Regions from separate parts of the Mus musculus genome. Here region 2 is linked to region 1. Evidence: chromatin loops called from intact Hi-C (ENCODE). Cell type or tissue: left cerebral cortex. All regions are shown on one strand.

Region 1 (8,000 bases):
TGGTTTATTATTATACTTAACCCCTTTAGAAAATTAGGGGAAGCCGGGCATGGTGGCACACGCCTTTAATCCCAGCACTTGGGAGGCAGAGGCAGGTAGATTTCTGAGTTCAAGGCCAGCCTGGTTTACAAAGTGAGTTCCAGGACAGCCAGGGCTATACAGAGAAACCTTGTCTCGAAAAAAACAAAAAAACAAAAAAGAAAGAAAATTAGGGGAAATACTGCTTTAGTTTCACAAGGAAAAAATGCTTTCATCTTAAAAAGAAATAACCAAAATATTAATGGTGAAATGTAATAATAACTAAAGTTTCCTTTAAAACAATGTATGACACATGCAAATTTTAGATATCTAGGACATAATTAGAAAAATATTTTTCCAGTGAGTTATTTTTTATAATAGAACACTGTATTCTTTACAGTGTATTGGAAAGCTTTCATATAGATGAGTGGTTGAGATAGAAACTAGTCAGGTAGGGCAGGGATCCCAGAGCAATAGTTCCAACTGAGAACGTCCTTGCTGGAGGCCAAGAATGTCAGGGCAGAGTTTTGGTTCCAGTTTCTCTGTCAAGTCCTAAATGAGCACCTCTGCCCGAGGCTGCGGATGACTACGTGACTGAAACTGAGCAGGGCACCTGGACACCTTGTGGTTGGGCCAACTGGACCGACCAGCTCACCTCCTTTCCCGAGCCTCTGTCTAGTTTCTACCACAAGTCCTTGAAGGAGCCCCCAGATCAGCTGCTCACTGGTATCTTACTTCTCCACCTTCTGTCCTCTCCCATCCCCTCTGATCGCTCTCCTTCTGAGATCCGCAAGCTTGGGATAGCTTTCGGCATTGTCAATTTTTCTGGAACCCTAGTTCCACAAGCAAAGCGCACCGAGATCGAAGAAAAACTCTGCCATTCTCAAAAACACCCCAGTATTTCCATATGGGTGTCTTTGGGGACTGTCCTTTGATCACCCTAAACTGTTGTTCTACCTAGCCGTGAGGAAACACTGTGCCACGGATGACAGAGTGATGTGTTTGTTTAACTAAGTGCTGTTGGAGTGTTATTATGCCTCCCCAGTGAGAAATCACTCCAAGCACTTAGAGATAAATAAAGGAAAAAAACTCTTCAATAATAGCCGCCACTAGCTCAGGCTTCTGTGTGGAAGAGAACCCACCTGAACAGAAATCCCTGTCAACTTAACGTAGCTTTGCAGTCCCAAGTTACACTTTGAGCAATTAAACATGATTTACGGAGACAGTAATTCCATGGCTCGGTTGTTTAGACAAACGGGGAGATTAATGATGCAGAAATTATCTCAGAGACTGACCTCGGCTGCCTTTCCCAGGGCAGCTGTCGGCCAGGGTCACCCTAGTCGCCTGGCAAAATGTAAGCTCTCCCTGATAAGGGAGGGCTTGATTAGTGGCTGTCAGCCAGGTTTGGGTTCTTTAAGCCGCCCAAGCCCAACAGAGACAAAGCTCCCGCAGCTGAATTGTACTTTTGTGTAACTTAGCATTTTTTAAGTGAGCTTATTGGTAAATCCTTCATAATAACACTTCATTATTTCCATTTCCCTCTTTAGTGTCACACACTGAGAAACTCGGAAGAGCAGAAAGGCACCTTCTCACAGTTTTGCAGGCAAAAAAAAAAAAAAAAAAAAAAAAAAAATCACTAGACTTGGCAGAAACTCTACCTTCTGCAGGTTGTGGAGACCATTCAATGCTTCTTCTCAGCTTCTGGGCTGTGCCAATGATTTGGGGGGGCTCCTTAGTTTATAGAAGCATCAATCACACCAATCACAGATGCCCCTGTACCAGCCATCCAGTCAGGGTTCTCTAGAGAAGCAACTTTTGGCGCGCGCATGCGCACCTGTGACTTATTAGAGCGGCTTTCAGACTGTGGTCCAGCTGGTCCAACAGTGGCTGCCCACAAAGGGGAAGTCCAAGAACCCAGTAATCCACAAGGCTGGATGTCTCAGGTGCTCTTCAGTGCATGTTGGAATTGCAAAGAAGTAGGCCCTCATAGCAGTGAAGAAATGAACTTGCCAGTGAGAGGGAGGGAAAGCAGACAAAGAGCAGAATCTTCCTTCCTTCTACCATGCCCCGTGTGACAGGCTGCCAGCAGAAGGTGTGGCCCAGGGTGAAGGTGGATCTTCTACACTCAAATGACCCAATCAAGAAAAACCCCTCACAAGTCTGCCCAGTTTCGTTAAGCTGACAACCAAGGACAGCTATCACATCTCCCTACCCTATTTGAGGGGACAGAATTTCCTATCATGCAGGTGACTCTGAACTCTCCATCTTTCTGTTTCCACCTACAATCTCTGGGGTTGCAGGCATGCTTGGCCACGCTCAGCTCAGCTCTCTTCCCACCCCACCCCCCTTCTAGAAACAGTACTGGATTGAAGCCCATCCAAATTACCTCATTTTAACTTAACTACACCCATAAAGACCCTGTCTCCAGTTAAGGCCACATTCTGCAGGCTGCGGTGGCCTGCGATTCTAGGATGCTAAGGCAGGATGAAAAGAGTTTAAGGTATCTTGGATTAGTTAGATAGTAAGACCTCGTCTCAAAACAAAACAAAATGGAGGATTGCACTCTCGAGTTCCTGGGAGCACAGCAGGACTTCAATGTACTCAAGCCGTGTCAGTGATGGAGAGAAAAGCCTGAAGCTGTGACCTCTGGAAGTCACTACCCAGAGGATGGTGTTGCATATGGGGCTCACTCCTGCTAGCTTATCACATTTCCTGAAATTGAAACACAGGTTGGGTGCTCTACTCCCAAGAAGAGCTAACAATACAATGTAGCTGGTGCTGGCCATGCTCGCACAAGCACAATGTAGCTGGCCTCCATGCACACAGGGAGCCAGGAGTGCAACCATTTCTTGCCTCTCACTGGAGCAACACATTTTTCTTTTGCCCTAAAATTCCAAGAATCCGCCAAAACTCATTCATTATATTGCACTACAAAAATACTTTCCCTATTTCTCTTGAGAGTGAGTTAGATTTCCTTAAGAAATGTCTTGATCTATCCCTTAGGACTGGGCTCCACAACTTTGCCCTTTGATTGGTAGTGGTTTTCTGTGATGGTCTCTGCCTGATGCAGTGGTGAGGTGGGGCATATGGGAGGTGTTGGTGGGAAGAAAGGGAAGGGGGACTGTTGTCATTGTATCATCTTATCAAGAATGAAATATTTTCTTTTGAAGAGAGAATTGTCTTGATTCTGAAAAGTGGCCTTTGCTCTCACCTCAACTCACAGCAGGTGATCTTCAGTCTTTTGTCTTTTTGTTTGAACAATGTTGATAATAAAAAAGAAGATAAAGTAATATTATCTAATGATTATGTCCCTCTAGTACCTGGATATGGAAACACAGTATATACATCTTCAAACTTTGTTATTAAAATGTACTGCACAAGAGGGCGCTAGATTAACATATAATAATAAGACAGCCCCACAAAAAGACCCATGCACACAAATTAACATTAGCCTACACTACCTTTGAGTCATTGTTTGTTTCACAGCTGAGAATTGGAAATATTTACTTGCTGAAGACATTCCTCATATAACTCAGTATGTTCACATCTGAGAACTGCAGTGTCTTTGAATAAATCCCCAACACACAAGTGATTTAGAAGCAAAGGCGTTTCCCTCACAGGTTGTGGGACTCCAACACTTCTCCAGCCTCTGAGGGTGGGCCAGTGACTTTCTGGCTCCTTAATGTATAGAAACACCAATCACACCAATGTGGCCTTCATCTTCACAGATGTGCCTGGGCTTGGTGAGGATTCTCTAGCGAGTCCTAGAACAATTGTGTGTGTGTGTGTGTGTGTGTGTGTGTGTGTGTGTGAGAGAGAGAGAGAGAGAGAGAGAGAGAGAGAGAGAGAGAGAGAGAGAGAGAGAGAGAGAGAGAGAGAGAGAGAATTATAGTTTATTTAGAGTTTATTTTGTATGGGTTTGTGCATGTTTGCATATATGCATGTGCTTGTGTGTATACATGCAAGTGGAGGCCAGAGGTCATCACACACACATACTACACTACACACTACATGCACATAAACACACACATGCCTGGCAAATACATGCCTATCACTCCATCTGAAATAGCAATGAGATCTTAAGTTATTAAGCCTTTTACTATCCATATAATGTGTGCTATTAAGCAATTAGAGGCAGCTGTCAAAATAAATTAAGTAAACTTTACCAGTGGTGCAGCATGCCCTTAAAAAGGTTATTCATCTCCATGGTGAATCAGTTTAAATCTGGACGAGAATTATGCGGAGTGCACACAGCATCTTGGAAGGCTTGCTCTTAACACTTCTTCCTGCAGAGATATTTATAGGTGCTTTGAGGAAGAAGAAACCAGCAAAAGTTTTAGGAATATGAACAAATGTATGGAAACATCCATGTATCATTCCAAATTTGCCTAGTTTAAGCATTTACAATACAAAGATTTGTGTTTATGTAGAGAAAGAAATTCTTAAGCTGTAAATAAAGCCCAAGAGGAAACTGGGCCACAGTGATAAATCCACTACTGTAGTCAAGTCGTCCACTGGATGATGAATTTATTTTTTATTTTTTAAATTCTAAATGTGTGTATAGTGGTGTGTGTGTGTGTGTTTGTATGGTGTGGTGTATATGTGTACACATGATGTGGTGTGTGTGTATCTTTGTATAGTGTGATGTGTATGTGTGTACATGATGTGGTGTGTGTGTATATGGTGTGGTATGTGTGTGGGTATGTTGTATGTGTGTTGTGGTGTATGTGTGTGTATAGTGTGGTGTGTGTGGTGTGGTGTGTATGTGTGTGCATGATGTGGGCTATGTGTTTGTATGGTGGTGTGTCTGTATGGTGTGGTATGTGTGTGGGTATGTTGTATGTGTGATGTGGTGTATGTTTGTATATGTGTGTGTAGTGTGGTGTGTGTGGTGTGGTGTATGTTTGTATATGTGTGTGTAGTGTGGTGTGTATGTGTGTTCATGATATGGTGTGTGTATGTTTGTCTGGTATGATATGTATGTGTGTGCATGAGGTGGTATGTATGTGTATGTGTGTGTGTGTGTGTGGTATATGAGGGGTGGTGTGTATATGGTACGATATGTGAGGGATAGTGTGTGTGTGTGTGTGTATGTGTGTGTGTGTGTGGTGTGGTGTGCATGTGGTATTTGTAGTGTGTGTATGGTATGATGTGTTGTATATGCGCACTTTGTGTATTGTATGTGTGTATGGTGTGGTATGCTGTGGTGTGGTATGTGTGCTCTGTGTGTGTATGGTGGGGTATGTGTCTGTCTGTCTGTCTGTCTGATGTGGTGTCTGTGTGTGTTGTGATGTATATATGTTTATGGTATGGTATGCGTGTATGGTGTGATGTGTGCATGTGTTTATGTGTGGTGTATGTGCATGCCACAGCATGCATGTAGATATCAGGTAGAAGGTTGTGGGGGTCAGTTCTCTCTGTCTTTCCTCCATGCAGTTCCTGGAGACTGAACTCAGGTCATCAGGTTTAGCAGCAAGAGCCTCTAACCAATGAGCTATCTTTCCAGCGCAATAACCAGGATTTTTGTATTTTTTTTTCTTTACTAACTCTTTTTCATTACACTGTGTGGATGCTGGACTAGGTGGATTTGGGTCTAAATCCCAAACCCTGAAGCCTAATTTTCTTACCTCTAAAGTAGGACTAATATTCCTACTTGGTATGTGGAAATTGCCATTTTAAATCAGATAATGTTTGCACTTTACACAGATCAAATAATAATATCCGCTGTGTTTTCAGGCTGTCTTGCTTTTGGCCTCTCTCAGCCTCCTTACATTCTGTTTTAATTGGTTTATTGAAATGTCGGCTGCCCGTCCTGTTGGATGATTTGTTGCTTTCACTCATCTCCTCTTGGTGCCTCCCTGGACCACCCCACTCATGCCCTACAGTTATTCTCACCAACCCTTGGGGGCTGCTCTGCGAGAGCCATGTAGAACAGTTAAATGCAGCGTGCACTTAGCGTTCGTAGGGTGTTCAAAGCCATACTCATTTTCTTGTGTTCATTTCAGCTCTGCGGAGGGTGCAATATCGTACTGTAACTTGTCGTATTAGGCAGAATTGTCTTGTTGTGTGTATGTGTCTGTGTAGAGGTGTTTTGCTGTATGGACGTCTGTGTACCGCTTGCATGCCTAGTGCCCTTGAAGGCCAGAAGAGAGCATTGGAGCCTCTGGAACTGGAGCTACAGTTGTAAGCTGAATGAAAGCACCGGGAATCATCCTCTGAAGGAGCAGCCAGTGCTCTGTAGCTGCAGAAGCAGTTTTTAATAAGCTATCCAGAGAATCTCCACCTCTTTTTGTTTTTTTGTTTGTTTGATTTATTTTTATGTGATCATTAGAGGTTCCATACATTTAGCTAACAATACTGTTCAGAAAAGTGGACCACACAGAGTCCTAATAGAGCAACCCTGTATTTAAGGTGTATTTGGGGGTCTGGAGAGATGGCTCAGTGGTTAAGAGCACAAATTGCTCCTCCAAAGGTCTTGAGTTCAACTCTGGGAATCCACAAGTCAGCACTTAACTGTCTGACACTATCTTCTGGTGTGCAGATGTACATACAAAGTACCCATATACGTAAAATACATAAATAAATCTTAAGGCTGCTCTCAAACTACATATTATGACTGTTTGGAAAATATGAATTTGACTACAGAAAAACTATTTTCTGTCCATTTTGAAACTATGTGTCTTTAACACTTCTGCAAGCAATCAAATCCAATTATATATATGTATATATATATATATATATATATATATATATATATGGCCTTGAACTCAGAAATCCGCCTGCCTCTGCCTCCCAAGTGCTGAGATTAAAGGCATGCACCACCACCGCCCGGCCAAATTCAATAATATTATTTTCTCAGAACGGATCTTTTTTTTTTTTAAGATTTATTTATTTATTTATTTATTTATTTATTAATTATATGTAAGTACACTATAGCTGTCTTCAGACACTCCAGAAGAGGGAGTCAGATCTTGTTAGAGATGGTTGTACGCCACCATGTGGTTGCTGGGATTTGAACTCAGGACCTTCAGAAGAGCAGTCAGTGCTCTTACCCGCTGAGCCATCTCTCCAGCTTCCCAGAACAGATTTTATAGTGTATTCTTTGTTAATTAAAAGCAGAATTCTAAACAGCAAGGAACAACTCACAGTCATTATTTTTTAACTATCTCCTTTCTCAGAGCTTCCTAAATAGAGCTGATAAACCAGTTTGTAGTCCTCTGAACTTAAAATTCTGCAGAAAATTCTGCTTCATCTACAAGGTGCCAAAAGCAGGAGCTTCATCAAGTGCAGGACTGGTCACCTTTGTTTCCGTACTGTGCTGATTCACAAGTCAAGTCCCCACTTCCTATTCACTCTCTCTCTGGACACCACGATACTGTCCTCTGGGATCCAATCCAGGCCTTGTGAGCACTGGGCAAGCACACCTCTGCTAACCTTTGTGCCTAACTCAGCCTTGAGCCTTTGCAAAGCTTGTAGAAAGCGTTCCTGATGAGAAAGATTGCTGACACAACCAGGAGGGATGCTACCGTCGACAGGGGCTCCTCTTGCTGTGTTAAATAATTTCCCATATCTTTGCCGTCCAGATCTGCCTTCTGCTGTGCAATTTCCATCACAATATAGCAGATTGGAGGTAATATTGGGTTTGCAGAGCACAGCGGGCTTGAGAACTACTGCAGTAGCAAAAAATCTCTGCTTCAGAAACCCCCTTCTGACCCTTTCGTTTTTCCTTTTAAACAAAACAAATATTACTGAACCTTATAGGGCCCCAAGCACTGCACAAGGTTCTTCTGTATGTTGCTAATTTAGTTCACACTTGGAACCTGCAAAGATCCAAAAACCACAACAGAACGAACTGTTCTGATACCATCAGAGACGGTAATTACTAGCTCAATCATTTCCATCTCTTAGGACAGTGACTACATGTTCCACTGAGCACCAAGTCTTGATTTAAAGCTATCCCCATCCACATCCAGGTTATAGTA
Region 2 (8,000 bases), 280 kb after region 1:
TCAGTCACCAGGGCCATCTTCCATTGGAACCCAGCAAATATTAGCCAAGTAAGAATCTTTGATATGCCGAGGGGAGTTCATGAATCTAGGGATACTGAGGTCGCCATCAGAAAGACCACTGGCTAAGAGAGCACTGGGAAGTCGCTCTTCACCTCTGAAAGACATTAACAGACACAGTAAATGTTATGCAAAGCAACCTCCCAAACTTCATGACAGATCTCTGGTGACGGTGCATTCTAAATTTCATTTACTTCCTTATACTGTTATAGGGTCCTTATATACACATGCTGAAATCACTGGTATACTTTACATGGCTCACTTAAATGTCCCTCTACCATAGTCATCATTCCTAACCGTTCTCTAGCACTGCTAATGCTTGCATGGACATCTTCATGCACAAAGAACTTCCTTATTAAGATTATTTATGATAATATCAGCAACAAAGGCATCTTGGTTAAAGAATACACATTTATATTTCATCTTACATCTGTGAGTGTTCTATCTTCGAGTACAGGTGTGCACCAAGTGTATGCCTGGAGTCTCTGGAGGTTCAGAGGAGGACAGCAGATCTCCTGGACCTGGAGTTTCAGATGTTGTGAGCCACCATGTGTGCTAGGGACTGGACCCGAGTCCTCTGCAAGAGCAACAAATGCTCCCAACTGCTGGGCCGTCTCTCCAGCCTCAGTAATATACCTTTTTGCAATGTTTTTCAATGCTGGATACATGGTTGACAACTTAAAGAGCTGTTCCAACTCTACAAGCCACTATTTATAATCCTTGCTGTCCCTGTACCAAGAACTGATTTAACAAATGTTGGTCTCAAATACTGTGACTGGCACTAGAGGCACTAGAGGCACTCCACTGTTCTAAAGGTCAGTCTAGGCTATCCTGAGAGCACTAGACCTCAGATTCTACATCAAAAATTAGTTCTCTAAGATGACAGCAAAGAACTGCTGACACGGTGATACGTTACTGCCCAGGAGGAGGTGTCCAATGGAAAGCAGCAGGCCAGGCACCTGGAGGGGTGGAAGGCGGAAGGGGGAAGGCGGAAGGCGGAAGGCGGAAGGATCTAAACAGGCAGTCAGAAGCCCCACCTTGTTGTGGTAACTCTCCAACCCACATATGCCCTGGCAATGAAAACACAACTCAGTTAATATGATTACATGCTGTGTGCCTAGATTAGAGAGATCTACCACTACACTATCATCTTCCACATCTATGAGACCCTTTAGAAATTGCGGTTTCTCCAGGCCATGTGCTTCTGCTCAGCTTTTCTTCTTCTTCCTCCTCCTCTGCATCCTCTCCCTCTTCCATTTTCTCCTTCTCTCTCCTCACCTTCCACTCCAACTTCCCTTTTATCTGCCCAATCCTCAGCTTTCCTTTATTTTACAAATTAAGCAGGTTTACAGGAAATCACCTGAGGGCTGAAGAATTCCATGTTCACAACCACTCACAGGAGAACAGAATTAACATCAGATATAATTAGCCCCAGGGCTCTCCACAACAGCACCTTTATGTAAACTTTCAGTTCTCTGTGATCAACCACACTTTAAAAGTATTGAATAGAAAATTTGAGAAATAGCTTCCCTGGTGATACACACCCACAATTCTGGGAGACAGAGGAGGAGAAGGAGGAGGAGAAGGAGAAGGAGGAGGAGGACCAAGAATTGAAGGCCAGCCTGGGCAACTTAAGGAGGCCTCATCATAAAAGGAGGCTGACAGTGGGCACTAGAACCCAGTGAAAGATATTCCAGAGAGAGAGAACGTACCAGTCTTGAATTATGCACCTTTCTGAGCAGCATGAGACCCTCTGCTACCCGGCCCCACCCAGGATGGGAATCAACCCTTTACCAACAGAGTCACACTAACTACAGGGAGCTCCCCGTAGCCACTCGGTCACCACATCTGAGATCAGACCGGTTGTCTCGGCATCACAGAATTTAAGTAATTCTTACATTTACATAATAAAGGCCCCAAAGTGCACAGGGCTGATGCTGGCATTTGATGTATCGAAGATAAACCCCTCTGAGTGAGTAAGCACACATGTGGGGATGAGAACACATACAGTGATGAGTGGTGGCTGTGCTGTCAGGCACTTACTGGGGGCCTTGTTGCATCTCCTCCATGGAGAACAGAGAGGATGCGGTAATTTGTTCTCCGTAGATTCAGCCTTCTAATCTAAACAGAATGCAACCTGGTTTCAAGTTCATACATCATTCGAGCAGAAACCTTCCATCTTGATTACCAGCCTAGGTCAAAGCAACCGTCCCCAGCACGTAATCGCTACCAAATCATGGCTTCTAATAGATGCTCCCCATATTTATAAATGAACTTGGGTGACCTGCAGTTGGCCGGTGAGAGGGAAGAACATGAGACTGAAAATAGACACAGAGACAGGAATTAGAACTCGAGGACGCAACCTCGCTTAAAGCATTTAAACCTGAGTGCCACATCCCTTCCCTCTGGGGGAGACGAGGGAGTCGATTCTACGCAGCTAACTGCCAAGAAACCACATGCAGACAGTCTGAAAGGCTGAAATCCAGAACCTGGGCAATTAAACATCCATTTGGTGAACGTCGCTGGGTGCTCCCATTGCAAGTTGATATCGTAAAGACAAAGCAGCATTTATAATAGGGGAATTACCTTCACAACCGAGTTTTCACTCTGGGGTTAAGTGGGAAACCACTTGGAAGACGACGATCCATTGACAGCAAAACAAGAAAGATAGTGAGTGAGAAGCAAACAGTCTATAGGCTCTGCGGGCTGCCACTCAGGGCTGCAAAGACTAGTACTTACATAGTCATTTTACCAAATGAATTTTTGTAATCATGCCTCATGGTCACGTTAATCAATTGTTCACATAACTATCAACAATAGGCAAGATATCTTTTTGAGGGCGTCTTTAACAACAGTTTGTAGACAGCACATAAGCACAGGATAGATCACTCAAACCCATGCTTAAAGAACAAAAAAAAAAAACAGTTCTGAGAACAGAACATGCTAAATTGGGCGGGGCGGGGCGGGGCGGGGGCGGGGAGAGGTTGCTACTTACTAATAAGCATGACCTTCTTCATAAAGCTGCAAACAAGCCTTAACAAGGGCAGAGGAGAACGCGGGGCTGGGAGTGGACACTGATCTGTACGCTCATCTCAGAAATTCTGCTATAACAGAAGTCAGCTGGTGAGTTAAATTGAGTAAGAAACCCCTGGGCTAAAGCGCGAGACTGTCTTCCTCAGCTTGGGCTTGAACCGCAGACTGCAGTGAGCAGCAGGTGAATAAAGGCCAGCTAGCATGGGGAAAAGCCCCTAGAGCTGAAGGAGGCAGAAGACCTAACCAAGGTGGCACGAGTGACCTCTGGCACCATCTAGAGGTTTCTCCTGGGAGGAGTCGCAAAAGAAGCCACAGCAATCAGAGGTGTCGCTGTGCACCTAACAACCACGCAGCAAACAAGCTCTAACAGCTTCCTAGAAACACTGAGATCTCCGACACCCTTGGGTTAGAACTGAATTGACCAAGGGTCCCAGGAACAAGAAGGTTAGGGCGCCAAAAAATACAAACTATCATTTACACCCCTAACTACGCTGCAGCCTGCTGTGCCCTGCAAACCAAGGCCAGCGTTACATACGAGCACCCACCTTCTTCCTGAGCATCGGTGCTTTGGACAGCTTCATAAAGGTCAGGTGGGGCTTAAAAGTTCTGCTTTCTCCAGCTAGGATGCCTTTTTCCCGAAATGTTCTTTTCGCAGTCTCTGAAGAAGATAAAAAGAACACAAAAGTGCTACTGTAACACACAGTTATCTTTAGTTATTAAGAGGTTGATTCAAGAGATGACTAACTGTATTATAAGGAAGATCATATTATGGTTTCCAATTTGCATTTTATGGGTTTTGTGTGTGTGTGTGTGTGTGTGTGTGTGTGTGTGTGTGTGTGTGTTTCTCATGCTTTTTTGTATTCGTTTTGTTTTATTCTGGTTATCTTGTTTTATTTGCCTGTGTGTTTCCTAATGAGAGAGAGAAAGGTGGGGAGGATCTGGGAGAAGATGAGGAGGGGAAAACATAATCAGAATTTATTGCATAAAAATATTCAATTAAAAATAATCATCCTCTGTGGAGAAAGAGGAACACTCCTCCATTGTTGGTGGGATTGCAAGCTTGTACAACCACTCTGGAAATCAGTCTGGCGGTTCCTCAGAAAACTGGACATAGTACTACCAGAGGATCCCGCAATACCTCTCCTGGGCATATATCCAGAAGATGTCCCAACCAGTAAGAAGGACACATGCTCCACTATGTTCATAGCAGCCTTATTTATAATAGCCAGAAGCTGGAAAGAACCCAGATGCCCCTCAACAGAGGAATGGATACAGAAAATGTGGTACATTTACACAATGGGGTACTACTCAGCTATTAAAAAGAATGAATTTATGAAATTCCTAGGCAAATGGATGGACCTGGAGGGCATCATCCTGAGTGAGGTAACCCAATCACAAAGGAACTCACACAATATGTACTCACTGATAAGTGGATATTAGCCCAAAACCTAGGATACCCAAGATATAAGATACAATTTGATAAATGCATGAAACTCAAGAAGAACAAAGACCAAAGTGTGGACACTTTGCCCCTTCTTAGAATTGGGAACAAAACACCCATGGAAGGAGTTACAGAGACAAAGTTTGGAGCTGTGACGAAAGGATGGACCATCTAGAGACTGCCATATCCAGGGATCCATCCGATAATCAGCTTCCAAACACTGACACCATTGCATACACTAGCAAGATTTTGCTGAAAGGACCCAGATATAGCTGTCTCTTGTGAGACTCTGCCGGGGCCTAGCAAAAACAGCAGCGGATGCTCACAGTCAGCTATTGGATGGATCACAGGGCTCCCAATGGAGGAGCTAGAGAAAATACCCAACGAGCTAAAGGGATCTGCAACCCTATAGGTGGAACAACATTATGAACTAACCAGTACCCAGGAGCTCTGGACTCTAGCTGCATATGTATCAAAAGATTGCCTATTCGGCCATCACTGGAAAGAGAGGCCCATTGGACTTGCAAACTTTATATGCCCCAGTACAGGGGAATGCCAGGGCCAAAAAGTGGGAGTGGGTGGGTAGGGGAGTAGGGGGAGGGTATGGGAGACTTTTGGGATAGCATTGGAAATGTAAATGAGGAAAATACCTAATAAAAATATATAAAAAAAAAAAGAAGTGAGGAAGGAAATGTTCTCCTTCTGAGAGGTATTTCTTAATGACTTTGTTTAGTAGAAGGATAATCTATTGCTTAGCCTGGGTACTGGATGGTCATTATACATGTGTTGCTTTCGAGATAAAAAATCTCCCCTAATGTAAAAATTATGTGGATTTTTTCATCTGCACTCAATCTTATTCTGGAGGGAAGCTCATGAATAATTAAAGAGGCTGTCAATTCTTCCTAGAAAGACAGAAATTCCTTCGCACACTAAATCGAAAATCACACAACAAATACATCGGGCACCCTTCAAATGACAATGTGCTGTGCTTCCTAAATAATATGATTTATCGCTCAGATGAGAAGGAAAAGAGTTGCCTAAAGAACAACTCATTGAAATGTGTTTTATGGGGCAGCAAGATGTCTCAGTGAACCTGAAAGCATTTGTGCCCAACATAGACAACTGGAGTTCAAACCCTGAGATTCATATGGTGAAAAAGCCTCCTATGGGTTGTCTTACACACACACACACACACACGTAATCAAATGTGTAAATACATTTTTATAATACTAGAAGTCCATGCTGAACACTGAAACAATTTAATAAGCAACACTTCAATGAACCTAACAAAAACAGCTTTATCTTTTTGTTTTAGATTTTACATATTTATATACATCTTACTAAAATGAATTCTTTAAAAGTGTGGCAGCAGTAAATTTATACTTAAAAATAAAGAAGTCACTAAACATTGTTTCAAAGTAAACTATTAAGCTGATTTTAACAGAATCCTATATTTCTAACTGCATACTCATTTTTGCAAACCTTGTTTCCCTTTCTTATCTCTTAATATTTCCTCAAACTCTGATGCTGTTTATACAACAACACCGTAATTGGGACTCTAGGAATTAGGGTCCCTGACAGAAATACCACAGTAAGAATAAAAGCAGCCCACACCAATAGCCAAAGCATCAGGAAAACAACTCCTTTCCAGGGAAGAACTACCTCTCAGTCGTCCCTCGGCTGATATACTGACACAGAGTACACTACCTAGCTTTTCTTTTGTATTTTCAATATTTTATAACACTGTTATGAGGAAGCAGATCAGACAAAGATTTTTCTAACTACAGCTTTGAGGAAAAACTGTAAATACGTTCATTTTTATACACATACCCTTAAGCACGTGCATATGTATCTATAGGTATGCACATGATGCAGACATACACACATAATGTGTTTTCCTCTTAATGCAAGCCAATTTAGGGGAGCATAGCCAAGCTTTATGGCCAGGGCTCTAATTTTAAAAAAGACAAAACACAGGGGAACATTATTTGATGGTGTCTCCCAGCTAGAGAACAACTATAGAGGAATAAAATGTACAGGGAATAAAGTTTCCAATTTGATTATGTGAAAATAATGGTAATGGCTTCATTACGACATTTCCTATCCGTTACCCGTGTTTCCCACCATTTCCCTTCCCCGCCTTCCTCCTTCTCTCAGCATGGTCCTTCGTTTCCACACACAACCCTCCTTTTCGATTTCCAACCACACAGGTTCTATAGCTGCAGTGCCTTGAACGAGAATTTCCCACGTGGGCTCATCGATTTCAACAGTTAGTCCTCAGCTGCTGGCACGGTTTGGGGCAGCTCAGAAGATACGGCCTCCATGGAGAAAGCATGCTGCTGGAGGTGGGCTTTGAGAGTCTAGAGACTTGGCACTCTCCGGTTCCCTGTTTACGGGACTCATTTGCCATGGAGGAGGTGAGCTCTCAGTCTGCTCACACTGTCTGCTGCCAGTTCTTCCTGCCACGAAGGACTTGTATCCCTCTGGAACCAGAAGCCTAAATAAATTCTGTCTGTAAGCTCCCATGCTTACTTACCCGGCCAGTGTCGCCTGATATGGCCACAAGGAACCAAGGGTTCCAAGTTGGAGGGGTAACAGCAAAACTGAAGCTGTGGCAGTTTTACCGAGAACAATATTTTTATGCCCTGGTCAGAAACAGAATATAATGGCAACTGCCAGGATCAACACAGTCGTAGTTTCCAGGATACAAGCTATATGGGATACACAAGATTGATGTCTGACACCATTTGTTCTGTCAAGCGTCCATGCTTCCTTGATGACTACGGGAACAGAGAAACACAAAGAGGCCCCGACACTTCACTGCCCAAGGAAGGACATCAGGTCTCTCAGGAACTGAAAGGTACATTGTGCACCAGGAGCCATGGACTCTAACCTGAGCAGCCTGTGATGCAGCCTACGATGCAGGCCTCTCAAGGCAGCTCAGCCAAGCCCACCATGACCCCCTACAACCTCCCTTTTCTATTTTCTAATTTTAGGGTAGGCAAGTCAATCTTTAAAGCATACGTGGAATAGCCAACCAGTCTCAAGGTGACAGTGCTTTCCAAAATCAAATTCTCAGACACATTCCTATGGAGCATAGTTTAGAAATCCAATTTAAGATAGAGAGATAATGACCAAAACTCTTGGCCAGTTTTATGTAGTAATGGAGGAGGGTAACTCATCTGACTTTGAATGCTGAGTGGTAGCATTTCATCGAGCAAGGCCTGAACATTCTATAGGATGCCTACTACATACAGTTATTCTCCTTTGTTCCTGGCCTGCCCTTGCAATCTCTCCCTCGGCTCATGGCTTCTTTGTCACTCAGCTCCACGTGTCAATCTGGGACTGTGCTCTGTGCCTTTGCAGCCATTTTCAGAAAGTCCTTACCTATGTGTGGGTCTTGAAATGTTTGCCTAGAGCTGGAGAGATGGCTCAGCAGTTAAGAGCACTGACTGCTCTTCCAGAGGTT

The links. Peaks named below come from ENCODE experiments on the same cell type or tissue, not always from the same donor. Only the 100,000 strongest peaks of a DNase experiment are listed, where the experiment ranks them.
Region 2: it touches region 1 in a loop (3-fold over the local background); 13 of 42 quality-filtered maps call a loop at or near these places.

What each region holds. Positions count from the first base shown.
Region 1 is chr10:24,957,857-24,965,856 of GRCm38, forward strand. It overlaps Gm36228 (a long non-coding RNA gene), which reads right to left and starts at 2,084. Exons shown (of 5, transcript XR_871528.3): 1 at 1,677-2,084. In left cerebral cortex, a CTCF peak has its summit at 3,409 (motif pointing right); DNase peaks (open chromatin) are centred at 3,491 and 4,264.
Region 2 is chr10:25,235,991-25,243,990 of GRCm38, forward strand. Akap7 (A kinase (PRKA) anchor protein 7) reads right to left here. Exons shown (of 8, transcript NM_001379238.1): 6 at 3,636-3,748. Among named protein-coding and RNA genes, the nearest start is that of Gm25016, 26 kb to the right of the region's middle. In left cerebral cortex, a CTCF peak has its summit at 3,391 (motif pointing left); a DNase peak (open chromatin) is centred at 3,359.